Regions from separate parts of the Mus musculus genome. Here region 1 is linked to region 2. Evidence: chromatin loops called from intact Hi-C (ENCODE). Cell type or tissue: heart. All regions are shown on one strand.

Evidence for each region. Hi-C counts contacts between places; a loop is a spot of excess contacts. Peaks named below come from ENCODE experiments on the same cell type or tissue, not always from the same donor. Only the 100,000 strongest peaks of a DNase experiment are listed, where the experiment ranks them.
Region 1: it touches region 2 in a loop (4-fold over the local background); 9 of 42 quality-filtered maps call a loop at or near these places.

The regions. Positions count from the first base shown.
Region 1 is chr10:42,069,644-42,072,143 of GRCm38, forward strand. Gm40630 (a long non-coding RNA gene) reads right to left here. Exons shown (of 5, transcript XR_871601.1): 3 at 1-2,500. Gm51798 (a long non-coding RNA gene) reads left to right here. Exons shown (of 3, transcript XR_003948997.1): 2 at 1,075-1,218. Among named protein-coding and RNA genes, the nearest start is that of Gm40630, 11 kb to the right of the region's middle. In heart, a CTCF peak has its summit at 1,169 (motif pointing right); no DNase peak of the experiment used is centred here; H3K27ac peaks cover 378 bases.
Region 2 is chr10:42,290,081-42,292,580 of GRCm38, forward strand. No RefSeq gene overlaps it. Among named protein-coding and RNA genes, the nearest start is that of Foxo3, 15 kb to the left of the region's middle. In heart, a CTCF peak has its summit at 1,497 (motif pointing left); no DNase peak of the experiment used is centred here; H3K27me3 peaks cover 47 bases.

The DNA of each region.
Region 1 (2,500 bases), 220 kb before region 2:
ATGGCTCTGGGACGACCCTGGGATGCAGGGATGGCTGTAGGGATGAGTCTGGCCTGCTCTATGAGCTGCCATGCTGGCCACAGCCTCTAAATCTTTTGGCTTGGTAGAAGAGAACCATGATCTTCCCTTAATTTTCCCATCGCACATAATATGCACATTTACACACGACTTCAGGTACCCACATCATACACACTCAAAACCACGAAGAAACACTAGAACCACTCCCTCATCCAAACACCTGGATTCCTCCCTTCTCTGCAACAAGAGCAGGCTGTTTAACCATTCAGTGTTGAGTAGATAGTGTGGAGTCAGATCTGATTACATAACGGCAGACTGTGGAATGGTGGGGTGTGATGCCCACAAACACACTGCTCTTAGATAACAAAGGGCAGTGGTATAATCCACACTGGGACCGCCGTAACACAGTAGCCCACGCTCACATTCTGTGACTTTTCTTTCTCACTTTGGGAGCAGAGCTAACCTCATCCAACAGTCTAGCTCCGAGTTCAAGGGCTCTACTGTATGTAAAGCTCTTCTCTACGTTGAGAGACAACCCTTCTTTTTCCCATGCCCATTCTCCAAGGCCCTCACACCCTACTACTCTACTGTCGTGGAGTCGGTAGTTGTCTGATCCTTATTTCTCCTGCTACTTTTTTGGGATGGTGCCGCAAGATGCTGTTTGTCTTTGATTCATCACAGGGACTCATTCCTACAAGCAGCCACACAGTCCAGGCGCTGTGCTGGATCAGGGTCCTCCGCGGACCCTCACAGCCGACAGCAGTGGACAGCTGCTCCATTATGTGCAATTGGCTGTTTGTGTTTTCAGTCCTAGGGATTCAATTCAAGGTTTTGAGGATCCAGACAAGTGCCCTACCCACCGAGCTGTACCCCAGGCCAGAAGCTTGGGAGCACCCACCTCATTCTATTGAATTTGGATGATGAGTTCAGAGGTGTAGACAGCTCTTAGCTTTAAAAAATGGCATGCCTGTGGGAAAACTTCTTTTGCAAATCAGGAAGAAAATGCCTCTTTGTATGAATCACTTTTTTTTTTTTTTGGTTTTGTTTTGTTTTTAGTGTGTTGGCAGAAAGAGCAACTAGCAAACCATTCCTGGAAGGCCTTCTGCGTCCCTTAGAATCCACACGTGGACATCCCTGGAACCTGGCCCGTAGGTGGCAGTCTCCCTTCATCCTGGTTCCTGGATCACAGCCCTCAGGACTGTAGGTGACACTTGTATCTTTAGTGTCTCCTAATGTTAACCGTTTCCTCTCCTCGGTGGTCTGCTCATGGGTGGGGGCGGGGCACACAGACACTAAGTAGAACTGAAGAAAGAAACGTGACCTGGAACAGTTCAGAGCCAGAAGCTGGGGTGGCACCTGCTCCCCACAAGCTGCCCTAGGATCCTCTTGCAGAATGGATAAGTAGCAGACAGTTGCTCATGATAAGCAAAATGAGGTAGATAAAGCTGCTGAGAATCAACCTGTTTGCAAAAAGTCGTTCATGTTGGTGTAAGCCTTTGTCCCTGTCTGGTCTCCCCTCCCTTCCTTGCCAACACATCCCCACAGAGTTTGCAGTGGGCCTCCCTCTCCTAAATAAGGCCCTGCCCTCACCCGCCCCCACAGACCTCCTCAACAAGATTCAGAGAGACCCAGCAGAGGTGAAGACTGCAACATATTCATGGGTACACATGAATGAACCCTCCTCCTGCTGCTGCCGTTCTTGATGGGATGGCCAAAGGAAACTGAGATAAAGAAAAGGCAACCAGCCTCTGCATTTCCTCCAGCCTAAAGGCTGGCACTGGGAAGGGAGGGGGGGTGCCAACCTCCTGGCCCTTTGGGGCAAACCTGCCAGTGGGTCTCTAAGCCACCAGCATGGTATGTCTGGCCCCAGCTGTTAGTGGAGCCAAAGGGAGATTAAATCATTAGCATCAAAATGCCTGAGATGCCCACACAATGCTTCCTCAGTGTTTATAAAAACTGACTCAGCATAAAAGGAACCAGTGCTGGGCGGATCTCAGGTCTTCCATCTGAGTTAGAAAGCAGAACGCTTTCAGAATCCTACCGGCACCCAGAAAGGATGCTGGCAGAGGGAAAGATGCCCTGGTCTGTTTTAATGTGCTTTTTTGGTCCACAAGTAAGGCCTCAGTTAGATCTTAGGTCCGATTCCCCAGCCTCAGAGTATCACCCAGGCTCTGGGACAAAGCAGATGCGCACTGTGCAGATATCTCAGAAAGCATCCTGGAATCACGGGTAGCCAGTGACCAGCCTGCTGCAAATGTATTTCCCTCCAAAGAAAGAACCCTGAAGGAGTGAGGAAGAGGAAGACAGAGACCAAAGGAAAGCAAATCCTCCGGGGCTCCACCCCACCCCCCCCTCTCCCCGCCCCTCCCCCCTCCCCCAGCCTAAGGAATTCTGGTGAGAACCGGTTTCAAGCAGCTGTCTCCTAAAATGGTCCTCAGACATGGATGGGGTTCTTGGGGACTCTCTTACTTCCTGGTCTGTT
Region 2 (2,500 bases):
CAGCCATTATCAATCTCCTAGCTGCTCACTGGCTCTTCATGCTTTAGCTGTTTCTGGTCAGTAACTTGAGGTCTCCTTGCTAAGAGCCATGGTTGCTATTGTCCTGCAGACTGGAAGCTCCGTGCAGCCAGCGAGGGACAGTGTGTGATTGTCTTTGTATGGCACACACAGCAGATGCCAAGTAGCCATGAGAAGGGTGGGGAGAAAGGAGGGATGCTGACCACTGAGCTCTTCCACCCTGTGATGTCTCTGGGCAAAGAAACTGTCCACTGTTAAGCCACCCTGAGATGCCACTCAGGTGGCATCAGGCCCTGTCCTGAGATGCCACCAAAAGCAATCTATGACCTTTTATACAGTCAGCACCTCACGATGGGAGCCATAGAAAGTGGCATTACTTACATGAGCCCCTTGCCAGTGCCTGATGCAGTCATGGCCACCACGATATACGATGCGGAGTATGTCTCCCTGCAAAGAGCGGAGAAAATGTTACAATTGAGTTAGCAGAATTCAGTGTGCCTTCTGCTTTTTAAAAATTCTTGGCTACAAGACAGCCTGCCTTCTGTCCAGCCAGCACTCCTGTGAGCTAACCTGTTTGTATTCCTTTCCCATAGTGAGCTGGGGGTGCACTCTGGGAAGACCTCGTCTTCTTTACCAGGGTCCAGCTCTGGGTTCTGCTAGAGATCCTGATGTCCAGTGGGATTTCTTGCACATCTGTGCTGTCCGTGATTGGTCCTCCTGCAGCCCAAGCCCCGCCTACAGCCTATGCCTCTGGCCCCAGGGAAGCCTTAGACAGACAGCCTCTCCTGGGGTCAAGGGACACAGACTCTGGGCACTGACTGGACTGGGTAGTCAGAGTGGGATGCTGTTTTGTTCCTTCTAAGTTATACAGGGTAAGAGGGCAGAATTCTAGGTGGAGGAGTCACGTATGTTTTCTGTCATGCTGAAGTGACTCTAACATAGCTCTGTTATATGGTTAACTCTGAAATGTACCCCCAAGCTCATGATTTGAGTATCTGCCCCCCCCCCCAGCCAGGGGGATTGTGAGGCCTAGCTGGCAGAAGTGGGTCACTAGGGGTGAGCCTTTGAAAATTAGAGTTCAACTATGGGCTCTGGTCTCAACCTCTATGGCCTGGTCTGCTTAGGAGAATAGTGGCCTTTGACACCATTCCTCAGGACTTCCTGGCCTACCCAGCCACAGTGGGCTTGAAAATGAGGCTGTCAACTAAACACTTCTTTTGGCCAGGTATAGGTCTGCAGAGGTAACCAATAGAAATTCCTCCTTTGGCTTCTTCTGCCTGCAGGCTTGGGTTTCTCAGGTACCTGGGAGCCAGGGTTCTGAAGGTGGCTGGGGCTTTGAGCGCTCGCTGGCATCCTGCTGCCCTCACTAGGCTGGCAAGACCTAGAGGTCTGACTACAGGTGAGCTTCCTTCTGGGTTTAGGGGTTGCAGGGGTGGAGCTGTCCAACCCAGAGGATCTATCGCCCTCTTCTGGCCTCCTCAAGCACTGCATGCATGTGGTATACATACATACACTCAGGCAAAGCACCCGCACACATTTTTTAAAAACAAAACAAACAAACAAACAAAACAATAAGTAAGTAAACAAAGTCAAACCAGAAAAGATTTAAGTCCAAAGATAGGGGATGGGCTCATCTCTCAGTTTTGCCCAGCCTGGCGACTCAAAGCAGTTGCTGGTCTGTCTCACTGAACCCACTATCCCCGCCCCCACCCCAGTTACTGAGCTTCCAGAGACAACTATGGGGAGGAAAAGTTTCAAAAACAAACAAAAAACAAACAAACCAACAAACAAAAAAACACACAAAAAAGTTTCAAGGCCAAGACATCACTACCTTACTATAAGGATAACAGTTGCCTCCTGTGGTGCTATTGCCAAGCAGCAGTGGGAGGTTGTGAGAGGGTGGGGGATGAAAAGGAGGAGATCCGAGAGGGTGGGAACCAGGAGGAGACCTGTTGTGATGGTAGACTTCATTTTTTTTTAAAGAATTATTTACTTATTTTATGTATACGAATACACTGTAGCTATCTTCAGACACACCAGAAGAGGGCATTAGGATCCCATTACAGATGGTTGTGAGCCACCATGTGTGGTTGCTGGGAATTGAACTCAGGGCCTCTGGAAGAGCAGCCAGTGCTCTTAACCGCTGAGCCATCTCTTCAGCCTGCTTAAGGATAGACTTCTTAAGGATTCGGTTAAGTCCGCTCTCTCCGTCTGGGTTTAGGGCAGCCATCACAAAAGGTCTGCCGCTGTCCTCCAACATCAGCTGAGACGAAAAACATCTCGTTCACCCATGAAGGCATTTAAGATGCCATTGGTTCCGTTTATAGCTATGATTATGGGTTGTTTCCTTCTCTCAGTGGATACAAAGTAAAATGGCAATGTTGTTGGCGTACTGGGCACCCTTTAACACCAAAACGGACCCTCATATGTAAAAGACTTGGAAATTTTTCCCAAAGGACAGTTTCTCTATCTGACTGTCAAG